Regions from separate parts of the Mus musculus genome. Here all the other regions are linked to region 3. Evidence: chromatin loops called from intact Hi-C (ENCODE). Cell type or tissue: gastrocnemius. All regions are shown on one strand. Each heading gives the region's core, and the rest is flanking DNA. Links, peaks and the distances in the headings are about the cores only.

Evidence for each region. A loop is a pair of places that touch in the nucleus more often than their neighbours do. Peaks named below come from ENCODE experiments on the same cell type or tissue, not always from the same donor. Only the 100,000 strongest peaks of a DNase experiment are listed, where the experiment ranks them.
Region 1: it touches region 3 in a loop (11-fold over the local background); 39 of 42 quality-filtered maps call a loop at or near these places.
Region 2: it touches region 3 in a loop (3-fold over the local background); 6 of 42 quality-filtered maps call a loop at or near these places.

The regions. Positions count from the first base shown.
Region 1 is chr13:54,245,034-54,250,406 of GRCm38, reverse strand. No RefSeq gene overlaps it. Among named protein-coding and RNA genes, the nearest start is that of Gm16578, 25 kb to the right of the region's middle. In gastrocnemius, for the core only: a CTCF peak has its summit at 2,656 (motif pointing left); DNase peaks (open chromatin) are centred at 1,058, 1,250 and 2,666.
Region 2 is chr13:54,320,183-54,325,555 of GRCm38, reverse strand. The region is part of intron 2 of LOC115488208 (a long non-coding RNA gene); the gene reads left to right. It also overlaps a transcript of Cplx2 not described here. Among named protein-coding and RNA genes, the nearest start is that of Gm52068, 11 kb to the left of the region's middle. In gastrocnemius, for the core only: CTCF peaks have their summits at 2,332 and 5,114 (motif pointing right); DNase peaks (open chromatin) are centred at 1,109, 2,372, 2,791 and 3,088.
Region 3 is chr13:54,443,971-54,449,343 of GRCm38, reverse strand. No RefSeq gene overlaps it. Among named protein-coding and RNA genes, the nearest start is that of Thoc3, 22 kb to the left of the region's middle. In gastrocnemius, for the core only: no CTCF peak of the experiment used is centred there; a DNase peak (open chromatin) is centred at 2,168.

The DNA of each region.
Region 1 (5,373 bases), core at 169-5,168, 200 kb after region 3:
TTCCTGCCACAGCTGCATTCAAAGCTCTGGCCTGGTGGATGGAAGAGGCGGTGCTGAGCCTTGCCCCTCCTCACTGTCTCCCACCGTCATACAAGTTAGAAACAGGGCCCTTGTCTTCAAGGGGAGCTGTCTGCAGTGATGGAGGCCTGACAGGATCCTAGTGAAGAGGTCTTTCATTGATCAGGATCGCAGGGCCCACAGACCGTCGTGTGAAGAAGGAGCCATGTTCTAGTGCTTTGAACACTTGGGATCCACGTATCCCCACATCTTGCATTACTATAATTAATGCAAACAGCATCCGGGAGTGAAAATGTTGCCATAACAACAAACCTAAATCACGTGGGACTGGCCCAGGGGATGGGCAGTGGGAGGAAAGGGCATGGAGATCCCAGGTAGGGAAGCTGGGACTCACACTGTGTGGTTGCAGAACAGTTAATGGCCTGTCTCTTAGAGTAGTTTGGAAGATGGGGGGCTATGCCCCTGGGGAGGTGTGAATCCCGAAAGCTCTTGGGTACCTCTTTGTGCTGTGCTGTGCTCTCTATAGTGTGCTAGTCTAAAAACATCCTGAACCCAGGGAAGGACTGTTCAAGATATGGGCAGAAAGGGAGGAACGTCATTAAAAAAAACAAAAACAAAAACAAAAAACCCTCTCTGGGCTAATTTTTTTTTTTAATTCGTCTGTGGGGATATCAGAGATTTCTATAGGGCTTGAATACCCATATATTCCCCAGGTCTAATTTCATAAAAGCTCTTTCTGTACCAACATATGATTTTGGTAAATACCACCTTTGGATATAAATAGAACTCTGGACCCACATGTTGGCTGAGTCTCCAGTGGCAGGATTGGGCTGCACTGAGTCACCTTCTCTCCAGATGTCTCATCCTGGAATCTGTGGCCTGGGTCTGCTGCCGGTGGAGAGCTGGACCCGAGGGACGCAGATTCCTCTGAGCTTTAACATCCACCACTTTCCCAGGACCACACAGCTAGTGAATGGGGGAATCAACTCCTGGGAAGCCAGCTCCCCTGGTTCTGGGAACTTGCCATTTAATGACCAGCAGTGCCTAGGGCCCCTGTTGCACCAGAGCCTGGCAATTAGAGAAAGTGTGTACATGTGTGAGTGTGCTCAGGATAGCTGAGTGTTGTCACCACGGAAGCTACATTCCTGTTCTTGGTAAGGGAAGCACTGCTGGCCAGAGAGCTGCCTGAGGGCACGTGAGCTTGTCCAGGAAAATCTTTACTGATGATACAGCTGGACTTGGAGACTCCCAGGGCTTGGCAGTGTTCACTCAGGAAATAGTTGTCAGCGCTGGGACTAGCAACAGCTGAGGCTCATATTTCTGCACAGAGGGCTCTGTCTCTCCCGATACCTCCCATGCATTCACTCAGTCTACTTGGTCTTCCACAAGCCTCTCATTGAACTCTGCTCATCCCCAAGAAAGGACACTGCCTGTTCCTTCCCCAGGCCCACCTTTCCATGTTTGGTGATACAGAGTCAGACTCAGGGACCAGAAAGCATGTGTGTGTGTGTGTGTGTGTGTGTGTGTGTGTGTTGGGGGCTTGATTCCCAGCGCAGACTCGCTGATTTAGCTTGTGACATGAACCTTGGCTGGCCCTGGGTTCCTCAGATCCTTTGCCCTACTCCCTGGAGGACCTATTCTTTCTTCATTATGAGTGGCATTCTCCAAGCTAGCCCGCCGAGGTTGCGTGTGAGCAGACACCAGACATTTAGATTCACGGCTGATCACAGATCGTCCATCACAGAGGCAAAGCGATTACCCTGAGAGAAGAAGCGCCCTGACCCCCTCCCTCCGACCCCAGGCTGCTTCAGACTTGCTGAATCCAACCCTCTAGGCTCCCCTTGTTTCCTCTCAGCTTCCTGATAGATTAACTTTACTCAAGTCAGTGTTCAGAGCTTGCAGTCAGCGTTTCCTGATGATGCAGACCGAAGCTGAGGCAGACAGTGGAACGGTCAGTATTTCTCAAAGCCTTCCTCTAAGCACCATAGCGCAGGACACACATAGACTGTGCTGGCCCCACAGTCCCGGGGCTGCTGAGAGGCGGCGGAGAGACGAAATGGTGCAGACCCCTCAGCCGGCACTCCACTCTTGTTAGGTGAGAAACCCCTAACGGCTAATTCAGTTGGCACTCAGAAGCCTTGCTCAACTATCCTCTCATCTCTCTTCAATATAAGATTGAGAAATGGCCTGGGTTGTCTTTTTCTGGTTGTAGCTCAGATCATTGTTAACAGTCAATTAATCAACACTTTTCCTAACAGAGCTTTGGGATTGGTGTTTCCCCCTCTCCCAAGCCGAAGTCAGATTAACGCGGCATCTTTTAGAAATTGAACAGTGATTTAGCCCATTACTAACTTGTGTTTGGCAGATGAATGTCTCCAAGAAACTCTTAAGGACATTAAAAACAATCTTACACACACGTTAGGGAAGCCATGACTCCAGGTGGAAAGAATTTACTTAAAACTCCCACAGCGTAGATAGGATGACTTGATGCTGCCTCTGCCTGTCTCCTTAGCCTTGGTCTCCTTCTGTCTAACCTAGTAGCTAAGACTCTGTAACCCTCACCTGGGGTGGTTCTGCCTTGTTTAGGTGGTGCCAGCTCTAGCCAAATGGGTATTATGGTCCTGCTCTGCCCCCTGGTGGATGCTCATGCCCTGATGCTCTGGGTGCTGGCAGTTTGGCTGGGACTTTCAAGCTGGTAGCCGTGGGTGTGTTGGAGCCTAGCCTAGTGGCATGGCTTCTAGTTTCTGGAGAAATGACTGTTTCAGCATGCCGAGACACACTGTAGCTGTTGCAGGTCTTGTTTACTCACGGTATATACACTTGTTACTAATTAATTTACAACTGTCAACTGAGACACCTGAATTTTCCCTGCTGAAATGATGAAGGATGGGCACAGCCTTTGCTCCAGCCTCAAAGGATGATTAGACCCACAGATAGATGTCCACAGTCCTGGGCATGATGGGAGCCCTAGATAAATGGGAAAATGCTGTAGTTTGGATATAGAAGGTCCCCATGTTTAAAGGCTTGGTCCCCCAGTCCATGGCACTATGGACAGACAGTCCCTAATCCTGTTATCAGGTGAGCCCAGGCCTTTCCTTGGCCCTGAATCTCTACAAGGCAACAAGACTGGCAGCTCAAGAAGATCTCTTAAGGGGCAGAGCCTCCTGAGAGGAGTTGCTGGTTGGAGCTATAGTTGGGTAGGAAGGTCTGCTGACTCTAGACCCCCTTAGCTGACCCTCGTGTGCCCTGCTTATTTATGAACACCTCCTCTGGGTTGTCTGTGAGCTGAGCTTGGGGGTATCCAAGGGCGAGGTTGGGTATCCTGGACCAGATGAGCCATTCGATCCCAGTCCCCAAGGCAGTTGGAGGGGCCATTCTGACAGGGTTCCAACAATGACAACACACAGTGTCCACAGGGAAGGACAGGGTAAGAAATACCCAGGTATGGGTATTGACATTGAAGAACTTGGTGCTCATAATTCCTGGCTCTCAGTGGCCCAGTAATGGGCTAGGTGGTACAAGACAACGGAAGAGGCCCCCCTCATGGGTGGAAACTCCTTATGGGGGTAGGAAGAAATCTGGCTTTGCTTTACTAGTCTGGCCCCTGGGGCACAGGCTAGGCCCCCATTCTCTCAGGATGGGGTTTCCACCCTGTCTGAGCCCCCTAGGAGGGAGCGGGCGGGTACTCAGAGGCGGAAGGGAGGAAATGCTTCTCTGGCCCAGCCTCATAATTAGACCCTTCAATTGCAATTACTTTTGCAATTAGCTCAGCTGGTAATTGGAACTGGAGGTGGTAATTTCTGTCCTTCACGGAAGCTCCCTTTGAATTGGGCTTTACTTATCTGTCCAGGATGCTGGGTAGTGCTCTGGGGAGCACTCAACTCTTGGGAGCAGCTCAGAGAGCACAGCCTTGGGCTTGGCACAGTAGGAGGTACGGGGATTCTTCTGAGTCCTCGAAGATGGGACCTGAGGTGTGGTGAACAGGAGCCTCACAGGCTTCTTAGCAAAGGGCGATTCTGAGCTTAAGTTTTGTAGAGCTTGGAAAAGCAACATCCTAACCACCCCCATAACCGGAAGTCATGAGCTGAGCCAGTGCAGGTAGGCAGGCTCTCCAACAGCCCATACTTCTGGTGTTTGTGTCCTGGTATAACTAGCTCTCTGAGTGCAGGATGGTGTGGTGATCCTTGCTTTGGATCATTTGAACATGACAAAGGTTTCTATGATATTTGTCACCAGGGTTTATGTGTCAGAAGGTTTAATCTCCAAGATCATGGGTCAACGGTATTTGGAGGCTGGGAACTTGGGGGGCAAACATGGTTGAGTGAAACAGGAGGGTGGGCAGGAGGGTGGGTAGGAGGGTGGGCAGGAGAATGGGCAAGAGGGTAGGCAGGAGGGTGGGCAGGAAGGTGGGCAGGAGGGTGGAGAAGAAGGTGGGCAGGAGGGTGGACAGGAAGGTAGGCAGGAGAGTGGACAGGAAGGTGGGCAGGAGGGTGGGCAGAAGGGTGGACAGGAAGTTGGGCAGGAGAGTGGATAGGAGGGTGGGCAAGAGGATGGGCAGGAAGATGGGTAGGAGGGCGGACAGGAGGGTAGGCCTCTCTGTCCTTATTACAGCTTTCTGAGGAGAGATGGGCTGAGCTGAGAGACTTGCTCGCTCTTGTTGTGTGATACCCTCTATTAAGGTCCTTCCTGCTCTCTAGTGTCCTGCTCTCCCACTCCCCACTCTCTCTGGTACCTTGAGCAAATACCCTCACAGTCTCCATGAATCACCTAGGTGTGTGTTGACTGAGACAAAGGCTATAGAGAAGAAAAGACCTCTCTGCCATTTTATTTTATTCCCAGGAACATGGAAAACCCTTCTGTGTCTCTAGTTAATAGAACCATAAAGATTTCTGCTTTCTGAGCAAGCAGTCCTGCAGATTCTTGCCACAGGCTCCTTTAATTCAGTACAGACATAGTCTGTTTGGAGGGGGCGGTAGCTGCTGCAGCCCGAGCTCCTGACACACTGGCTGCAGGCTGGTTTCATGGACACCGTCCTGGGTTTGGTGACTTTGTTAAATGGGGCTTACATAACGCAGGAAAACATGTTTACTGGCTTCTTACTTGCTGCTGAGCAGCAGGTGGAGAGATGTACAGGACAAGGCATGGGGACATGGACTTGGAGCGTTGGGTGTGCCTCTCCATGGGGGTCTGCATGAACTCAGGGGTCTGGGGATTCAACAAACGTGTCTTTTTGGGTTTTATGGATAGTTTGTTACTCCTGCATGATTGAGTACTTCCTGAACCATCAATGAAAACTTAACCTCCTGTCTCTTCCCCTTCCCCAGATGTTGGGGGAAGGGACTGAGAGTCATACCT
Region 2 (5,373 bases), core at 137-5,136, 120 kb after region 3:
GGACCATATCCCCATCAGGATCGTATCCCCACCAGGACCATATCCCCATAAGGACCGTATCCCCATAAGGGCCATATTCCCATAAGGACCATGCCCCCATCAGGACCATGTCCCCATCTCTAGGTCCCTCTTCACCTAGTATGACTCATCCATCTCTAGGTCCCTCTACAACCTGCTTGTGTGGCAGCGGTTGACTACCTTGTAGTTCAAGTTCAGCAAACTCCAAACAGCCCTTATCGGCTTTCTCCTGAAGCATTGCTCCTGCATTTGTCCTGGCTCTGTCTTTTCTCTTCCTGTCACTCAGGAAGCCATCGGCTATACATCCATTCACTACTGAGGCACTCAGCCATCCATCATCCTTACTACCGTTCCTTTATCCACCTTTGTATCCATCCATCTAACCATCTTCCATCTGTCCGTCTATCCACTCACTATTTACTAAGAGTCTAGCATTTGTCAATATTGAGAGCACAGTGACAGACAACAGATGCTAGATCTGTCCCTCTCTATTCTTAAAACCCTGTGAAGACAGCATGCAGGTGAGTAGACTATTGGACTAAGCAGGAGAGTGTGGGAGAGGGTGAAGCACTGCAGAGGCAGAGGAGAGGCACCCTGGCACTCGGGAACCTTGGTGGATAGTGAACACTTGTTTTGAGACAGGGTTTCTATGGGTAGCCCTGGCTGTCCTGGAACTTACTCTGTAGACCAGGCTGGCTTTGAACTCACAGATCCATCTGCCTGCCTTTGCCTCCTGAGTGCTGGGATTTAAGGTGTGCGCTACCAACAGCCCTGCTTGAGTGCCTGTTTGAGGTGATGATACCCAAGCAGACCCCTGATTGCGAAGGAGGGAACCCAATTCTCTCCTCAGGGTCCCTTGGCTCTACTTCCTGTGACTTTCCCTTCCTTCTCTTCTTCTACCTGGTCTTATTTGGCCTGGGTTGGAAGATCACATTATCACCAGCCTTGGGGGACAGAGTGTGACCAGGACCTGGCTGTGGGAATGGGGTTAGGGCTTAGTCTGCTGGCGTTCAATCCAGAATACCACTGGCCCTGTGGGAAGCAGGCTGCCCATTTCCACTCAGGTTCCTGGCTGGTACAAAGGGGGTTTAGACAGCTGGCCAAAGAGTGAGGAGCACAAGTAGAGACCAGATGGAGACAGGAGGGCAGACCCGTGTGTTCCCAGCAATGGCAGACTGCCTTCCCTTTAAGCCTTTTGTAGTTGTGCTCTGTCTGTCATTTGCAGTCAAAGGAGCTCTCATTAACAGCAAAGATCCTCAGCAACAGCAGGACACATTTCCACATCCTTTGTCTTATTTGATTTCACAACAGCCCCAGGAGGCTGTTTATAGGTGCTGAGACACAGGCTTAGACAGTCCAGTCAGCAGATCTAGACTGGGGGGTCTTTAAATCCTATTCCTTACAGCCCCTGATGGTGAATACTGAGAGGAAGCAGAAAGGATGTCAGACAAAGACTTAGGTTTGAGAGGAAAGGATGGGTCAAAGGGAACCAAAGACAGCTCGGAAGGAAGCCCTGGTCTTTGAAAGAACTTCTGTGGGTGGAAGCGAGCCGAGTTTATAAGGGAGTGAGTCAGAAGCAGAGAACTATAGACAGGGAGGGGAGGTAACAACATTGAGGTTCGCTACATTCTAGCCAAATGAGTTGAGGACCGAGCAACTGGTGTCCCAGAGGGGGCCCTACTCTCCACAGCCAGCCTGTATTTTATTGCTTGACCATATTTCAAGATCTGACCTTCTCCAGCAAGCATCCCCTGAGTCCAGTCTCCTTCCTGGAGACTCCCCAGTCCTCCTCCTGGGTCCCCTTTGTCACGCTGGTCACATTGGTCCCTTTGGTTCACCTAGTATGACTCATCTGCCCCTGAGGAAGTCTACGCCTTGCTTGGCTCTGATTAGACCCAAGCTCCTAACCCCATGTCTGGCACCCAGGCGGGGCTGAAGGTATATTTTTAAAAAACGGTTTATTTGAAGGAAATGAATTCCAGATAAGGCATAAAGTCAGGATATGAGTCTGACAGAGGACAGAGTAGGGAAAAGCAATCAACACAGACAGAGACCAAGCCAGCGAGGAATATAGACAGGGGAGGTGGAGGTCTGAGGAGAGACCTAGAGTGCGGCTGAGGGGGTAGCTCAGAGCCCATTGGACTTGTACGGCTCGTCTGGCCTTGGTTCTTGGAAAGTTCTTCATCCTATTTTGTGGGAGTACCATCTGGAAAAGATCCAGTTTGCCTAGAATCTTGTAGAACCGGGAAGAATAATCCTAAAGGATGGGTGTGGAGAAGTCAGTGTAACAAGAGTTCTTGCAGTTCCTATTCCTGCCGCTGGGGGCATGAGATGCAAGACAGGTAAAAGGATGACGCAACCACCAAAGGTGGGAAAGGGCCCCAGCCCAGAGCAGCCTGATCTCTTGGCACCGCTGCATCCTGGGCCTTTCCCAGAGAGTCTGTGGTGTGTGTGACCCTATCTTTCAGTAACTGCGTTTGGATTCTAACTCGGGAAAGGACCCACCTTCACAGGCTGCTGGTCTGCAAATTCTCCCCCTCTGCTCTGGAACCAGATGGCTGACCGACAATCCCTGTCTACCGCAGCTTTTGTCTTTATCCTCTATGGTCCTGAGTACCGTCCAAAGTAATCCTATTTATTCTGTCCATCTGCTTGTTTATTGTCTGTCTCTCCCACTGTGAGAGACTCAATGGCAGGGACTCTGTGGGTCTTTCAGTGTCTAGCCCGGCACCTGGAGATGCTCACAGAATGGCTAGGCAAATTAGTGAATGGGAGGACGGGTGGATGGGTGGGGCGGGGATTGGATGTGCTTGGAGGTGGAGTTGATGAAGCATTTCACCGAGTAGGGCTCCAAAAATAAAGGCATCCGAGCTGTGAGACGAGAACCCTTGAGAAGAGAAAAGGCCCTTCCTTCTAGGGCTAATTGCTTGCTCTGAGCTGAAGTACAGCAGCTGCTGGGAGACCAGACACAGGGAGGTCCCTAGGGAGGAATGCAAACCCAACCCCCGGGACACCTGCTCTCTGGCAGAGAGGAAACCCGCTAGGGGCTGGCTGTCGGCTGTAAAGGCAAAGGCATTCTAATGTCACTACTTAGAGATGAGGGAGCCCCAGCACTGGATTGGGCAGGATGAGGGGCACCGGTCCTAGAACTTGTGGAGGAACATGAGCGACTGTGTGCCAAGAATCCCCAGGGGGTACTGCTGGACACTTCTTTCGTTTTGTTTGTTTGTTTCTTTTTTGAGACAGTGTTTCTCTGTGTAGCCCTGGCTGTCCTGGAACTCACTCTGTAGACCAGGCTGGCCTGGAACTCAGAAATCCGCCTGCCTCTGCCTCCCAAGTGCTGGGGTTAAAGGCGTGGGCCACCACTGCCTGGCTTGGACCTTCTTTTGTTTGCTTGTTTGTGTGTTAAGTCCATCTCCCCCTCATCCCCCACCAGCCTTCTCACCACAGCTCAGAGGAAGACTACCAAAGCAGATAAAGAACCCGGAGCCCAGGGAGCTAAAGGGATAAGCCAAGGTTCAGTTGTACAACTGTAGCCTAGACGGGACTTGATCCACTTGATCTAAATGGATAGGCACCCAACATGACACCAGGGTGGGCTGCTCATCTCTGCCAGGATTTTCGGTGTGAGGGGAGCCAAGAAGGGAGAGCAAATAGGTAAAATTACTGTCCAGCAAAATAGGGGTGATGATGTTTTTGGAATCATTCTTTGTTCTTCTTTCTCTCTTCTAATTCTTCCTGGGCCTGCCTGTTTTCATCTGAGATTGGCATAAAAATGGACACAAGGCCCCCACACATAGACTCCATTCCCATCTCCAACTGTATTGGCAAATCACCCCTACCTGTGAGATGCTGATAACAATTCTGAACCCTTAAGGCAGAGCAAGAATTCACGGAGGAAGTGGGTGCAATGTACCAACAGCCTAAGTGATGCTGAGTGAATTGGCCATAGACCCAGGCCACTCCACCTGAGACGAAATGTGGATCTTGCCCTCGTCCCGCCAGGGGCTTGAACCCTTCATGAAAGAGGGCAGAGGAATATAATCTAGCAATGAGAAAGAATCTTAGCTCTAATAGTGAGCGAATGAAGTCAGAGGCTTGAGTTCAATTTTGGCGTGACTTCACTGATATGAAATTCGAAACCAAATCAAGTGCTCCTAGGAGGTTAGCCGTTGAGGCGGTGGTTCCTTTCGTGGGGCAGGTAGGGGCTGTGAAGTGGAGAAATGGGGCTGTCTGTGGTAGCGTCCCTTCCTGGTTTGAGTGGGTTGTATCGGTACAGTCCGGTGTGGAACTCCATGGAACGCTTTGCGAATGCAGGAGAGCAGTTGAACTAGCTTCCTGTGTGGAAGGCGTGGTTCCCAAGGAGGCGTGGCTTAAAGACCGGGTTTTGAGAGGGAACAGGCTCATGAGAACTCTGTCTATACCAGCGGAGTAAGTCACTGATGGTTTAGAGCTGGAGGACAAGTCTCCCGAGGTATATCCTGTAAGAGTCTGTCCATTTCCTCTGTCCCTGCTTTCTGGCTGACCGGTGGCAAGCAGTTCTTCCTCTGTCTACTCTGCCATGGCGTTACTCCTGCATCAAGTCTAACAGCCACAGAGCCAATCACCCACGGAACGAAACTTCGGAAACCTTGATTTAAAATAAATCTTTCCTATTTTACAAAACAAATTCGTCTTAGCTTATATGTATGCGTGTTTGGTGTGCACATATGTGCAGTACACACGGAGGTCAGAAAAGGGCATTGTACACATCCCTCCGACCCAGAACTGGAGTAACAGGCAGTTGTGAGCCTCCATGTGGGTGCTGGGAATTGAACCTGGGTCCTCTACAAGAGCAGCAATATGCTCTTAATCCCTGAGCCACCCCTGCAGCTTTTTCTTCCTTTTTGAGCTGATCTTTGGTGTTTTGTGACAGCGATAGAAGCTGACTAACATAGTCATATTTCAAGATTTTTTTCTGAAAAATAATCTAAAAAACAAGGATTAAATAACTCCATCTATGGTTTGATCTTAGCTTGGGACGGGACGGGACGGGACGGGGTGGGGGGGGGGGGTGTTTCAGCTTTGTGGCTATTCACGTCTTAAACAGCAGGGGGCAGTAGGTAGGCCTTCCACACACCAGGCTGTTCGCCACCCTCTGCTTTCGCCTCTCCTTTCCTGAGTACTTCTCCCCTGGGGGTCCATATGCTCCCTTGCAAGCTCCCATGGCCCTATCACATACCTTCATTTATCTCTGCAGTTCTCACGTGGGTTATGATCGATATCCTGCTAGTTCCCCAGCATCAGGACCAGTGACAGATCCATTTCTATGTCCCCATGTTGAATTTGCTATGTAGGCCAAGATAGCCTTGAATT
Region 3 (5,373 bases), core at 133-5,132:
CTGCCTGTTATGAATTGCAGTGCTTTGATGGTACATGGTAAGTTTAATGCTTTTCCACAGAATGGTTTAATTACGGAAAACAAAGACTTCAGTGTTTCTCAACAGGGCTCAGCAGGTGAGTACCAAAGCAATCTTTGGGTCTTGGGTTGTACCGAGTTAGGGTGTTTGATTTTTAAAAATTGCTGTTGAGTTGAGTTTCATTTAAATAAGTCATTAAATGAAGTTTGACTTGGAATTAGAACAGTCTCCAACAACTTCTGGAGCAGCCTAAATACGCTTCTGTCGTTTTGTACTGTGTATGTGAAATGGCATTCTCGTTATTGACCATTTTAAATCAAAAATATACTTATCAACTCTGAAAGACATGGAAATACCCCACACATTCAAATATGCTGTTAGTATTTTATTCTTTACACAGAAAACAGACACAATGCCATGGTATGAAAATTTGCTTTAGTTTTAATAAACGGTAACATGTATACCAAAAATTTTAAAAATAAATTTCCTTGCTGGGTGTCATGAGTCCACAACTTTAACCCCAGTGTTTGGGAGATAGAGGCAGGCAGATCTCTGTGAGTTCAAAGCCAGTCAGAGCTACATAGTAAAATGTAAATAAAAATCCCTAAATGACAAAATTTGTGTTTGATTTGTATCCCTATTTTATATACTTACACACCCGTGGTTCTGTAAGAATTTTCTGGCCAAAAGAGATCATAAAACATATAAGGAGCCCAGGCCTCATCCATCCGGCTCCTGGATCTCCGGTTCCTCTCCCAGCCTCAAGTCTTGATACGTGGGATCTGGAGAACCAGAATGAGATTTGTGCATTGGGACCCTTTGATGAAATCGTTGGCATCTCAGCATCCACAGGTGTGTGACCCTGACTCCGCTTCTAATCAGTTTGGTTGGCTCTTTTGGGGGTTGGAAGCTCTTGGACAGCAATGTCACGTGGCCTCAGGCTTTTGGCTGCAGGCAGGCAGATCTTTCCCAAGTGCTCACCTCCCCAAGCAGGGGCTTTTCCACAGGTGAGGAGGGAGTGTCTTCCGGTGAGCTCCGCTCTAAGGGGGCTCTCTCACAGCCCCGAAAGCACTCCTTCAGTTAGGCTTTGCGCTCAGAGAGAGTTTCCGAGAGAGAGCCCCGCTTATTGCTTATTTCTCGCTAAAGGGAGGAGGTGGTGGGGCTGGCTGTGAAGGGGCCAACAGTTGAGCTAAGGGGGTCAGCTTAAGTGCCTTGCCGGTCTTTAAGCAGTTGGAAGTTCTGTTTTAAGAAAGACCACCTGGGGCAGTGTGGAGCCTTGCAGATCAGAAGGGAGCAATGCTGGAGGCTGCTGCATAGCTTCTGCTCAGAAAAGCCGCAGAATCAGCTTAAACTCCTGCTGTTAGGTCTGGCCCTCGAGTTTTAGCTTTTCTGTTGGCTGCGCATTGCTGGAACAGAATACCGGAACTTCAAAGGAAATGTTTATTTCAGTGGAGGGAGGGAGAGAGGGAGGGAGGGAGAGTGAGGGGGGGGACAGAGAGGGAGAGGGAGAGGGAGAGGGAGAGGGAGAGGGAGAGGGAGAGGGAGAGGGAGAGGGAGAGGGAGAGGGAGAGGGAGAGGGAGAAACAGGAGATAGAAATACCCTCTTTAAGGGATGCCCCAGTGAATTGCTTCCTCGACTAGGCCCCACATCTTGAATTTCACTACCGTCTAATCTCTCCACTAGCTAGTAGTCAAGCCTCCAAGTTAACGCCCAACACTGTCAAGGAGACACTGCTGCTTTGTACAAGGACACAGCTCCGGCTTGTAAACGGATTAAACTACAGATCCTCCCCCCCCCCCCCCGCCCCAGTAGCCGTATGGCCTTGGCCTTTTAAACTTTTATGAGCCTCAGTTTCCTCTCCTGTAGACTAGATACTACCTGATTCCAAAGAGAGTTGTAAGAACTCTGGGTGACCCGAGACTGCTCGGCACAGTTCCTGCGAACAGCATCCTGCAGTAGGAGGCTGTTTGTGATCTTATTGGTGCCACTAGGGAGACTGTAGCAGAGTCCAGAGGGCAAGGGACCCACCCAGGCTAGCGGCTGTAGGAGGGAAGGTAACGGAGGTGGTTTACAGGTTCGAAGCTTGGTGATCCTCTCTCAGTGGTGCTGTTAAGATCCGTGGACCATTCCCTGTGTGGCCACTAGAGGGAAGCAGAGGCAAGGCTGCGGTTGGAAACCCGCTCCAGGATGCAGTGCGGCTGTCTGCTTTCAGCCTTAAATTCCCTGTTGAGCTGGACTGTGTCTCTGCCTTGAACAACCCCTCTTTTCTTCCGCTGAACACATGCTGATGGTTTTGAAAAATTACTCGAGGTTCCTTCGTGCTCCTGCTTGCTCTGGGTCTGGGGGTCAGCAGAAATGTGTGCTTTAATTTCTAAAGACACAGACTGTACAGGACGTGGGGCCCATGCCCTGCAGCTTGGCTAGTTGCTTGGGGTCTGCTCCATCTTGCACCCTCCCTGCTTGCCAGCTCTTTCCTGTGTTCTTTGATCTTGTGTGTAGAGTATTAAACTGAGCCTCAAATCCTTAATCCATTTTGAAGGCTGGCCGGGGGCAGCGTTTCTATGGGCCCACTAAACAGCGCTGGCTGGATCGTTTTAGAGACGGGAAGGAGGTTTTCCATCCAAGGTCATGGAGTGTGAATAGGGGGGGAAAGACAGTTGAATCACCTTCATAGCCTTTGGAGCTATACCTCATGCAAGCCCTGTATATTGATTTATTCCATAAACATCCATAAGAAGTGGGCTGGGGAGATAGCTTAGTGGGTAAAGTGCTTTTGCCATGCAAACACAAAATCTGGATCTCCAGAACACCCGTAAAGAAACCCAGGGTGGTTGTAGTTTAGTGCCCTGGAGGCAGAGACAGGTGGACCCCCCCCGCCCTCCCCCCCCCCCCCCCCCCGCTCCGGTTTACTGACCAGCCAGCCTAGCTAAATTTGCAAATTCTGGGAAAACAGTGTGGATAGCTCCCAAGAACCATACAGGGGTTTGACTTCTATACTGCATACCACGAACACACAACTGTATACACCTTCACACAGAGGGTGCACTCCGCCACAGAGATGTGAGTTCAACGTACCCTGAAACACCATGTCCTGGGAGCTTTATCTCTTCCAGCTGCCCATGGGGTATTTTAATCCCAAAGAAAGTGCTCAGGGAGGTATCTTAGTTAATTATCTCATTGCTGAAACCAAATGCCCAGGAGGGGAAAAAAAAGCACAATTTTAAGATTTCATACAGGTTTATTTTTGACTCATGGCTTGCGGGTATGGCCTATGGCTGTGCAGGAGTGGCGGCTGGAGAATGTGGCAGCTGGTCACAGTTCATCCCCAGCAGAGGGAGATGTCAGTGTGTGAGCCCAGCCCTTGGGATGGTGCCCCCACATCATAGGTACATCTCACCATCTCCGTTAGACCTGCCTGGAAAACCCCTCACACAAGCCAGAGAGTGGCTTTGTGGTGACTCTCAGTGCAGTTATATTGACAGTCAACACTGACTGTAGGCTACAGGGCTCAAAGATGGTCCTATCAGCTGTTCCAACTGGGTGTGCCTAACTCCATAGTCCAAGCCTTTCTCTTTTTAAAGTTTTAGGAATGGTTCAGTTCACTGCTATCAATGTTCTTTCCAGAGGGAGTATATAGACACTAGGAAGGAGAACGCCAGAGCTATAACAAATCACCCCAGGAACTCTGGGTCCCACAGCATGGGTGTCAGTTAAAAGCACAGATTCATTGTTGGACTGCCTGGGTTTGAATCCTGGGGTCACCCACTAGAGACACTCTTTACTCCATTCTCGTGTGTGTGTGTGTGTGTGTGTGTGTGTGTGTGTAAAGAGGTTTAACAGAGAAGGGAAGACTCACTTTTTAAAAAAGGGGCCAGGATCCCCAAATCCTCTTTGAGATCATACCACCAATGAGATAAGGAGATAAGGATCTTTTATAAGACTCAGATCTTTCTTTCTTTCTTTCTTTCTTTCTTTCTTTCTTTCTTTCTTTCTTTCTTTCTTTCTTTCTTTCTTTCTTTCTTTCTTTCTTCCTTCCTTCCTTCCTTCCTTCCTTCCTTCCTTCCTTCCTTCCTTCCTTGTATATGAGTATACTGTTGCTGTCTTCAGACACACCAGAAGAGGGCATCGGATCCCATTACAGATGGTTGTGAGCCACCATGTGGTTGCTGGGAATCGAACTTCTGGAAGAGCAGTCAGTGCTCCTAACCCCCCACCCCCACCCCGGGCCATCCCCGCAGCCTGGGAAGACCCACTTTTAATGTAGGCAGCACAATACAGTGGACTGGGGTCACACACTGACTCCAAAGGTGGTGGAGAATGCCCATGAATACCAGCCCTCATCCCCTCTGCTTCTGGTCTGTGATAAACTGTGACCTCACACTCCAGCCACGGTGCCCACACAGCTCTCTCTCTGAGGGCACGGCAGACTTTTTGATTCTGAACCTTAGGTCCTGCTGGAGGGTGCTTGGCACACAGATGACCTTCCACAACCTTCCTTTAGCCCCTGCCCTCAGGACTAGACTGTGGTTAGTTAGTCTGGCATTTCTAGGTCAAATATGAGAACCAGTTTCAAGGAGGTAACATTACTTTGGCTGGTGGCTTCGGTGCCTTCTGTCCTCAGTCATGCTGATTCCGTTTCTGGGCATGAGGTGCAGAAGGGAACCACCACAGCAGAAGAGAACGGGCTGAGTCATTCACCTCCAGGTGACCTGGAATGGCCCCACAGCCATGGAACTATACTGCGAATATCTGGTTTGCAGGGTATCTGATATACAGCCCCCAACGGGTTCATGACACAGGTGGAGAACCACTGGCTTAAGACAACGTGAAAACACGTTACAAAGAGCCTGTCTTTCTGGGAGGCATCGGTTCAATTGTTGTGGCATGAACCTTGACACCTCTGAATTATTAGCTGATTGGATGCCAGCCACAGCCACAGCCACAGCCACAGCCACAGCCACAGCCACAGCCACAGCCACAGCCACCAGGCATCACTGATGGAACCAGCTACACTTGGTTCAGACCCTAAGCTCGGCTCTTTTATTTCCGTTGTTTTTCCTCTCTGAAATGGAGATTATCATTCCTGCCTCACTGAGAGGTGAGGAACTCCACGAATGCCCACTAGCCCATGCTGGACTCATCCTGACTGTAACTAAAGGTGGATGGCCTTTTAGAACAGTTTCTATTCCTGATCATGTCAGCTTGCAGGCAGGTGTCTATCAGGACAGACACACTCACTGGGAACAAAACCTAGCCCTTCTGGATAAAGGATACACTTGCCTATGGACCTTGGGTGCGAGGGTGGGGGAGTTCTGTGTAGACCGATCCTTTTCTTTTTCCGTGGGATGGACAGC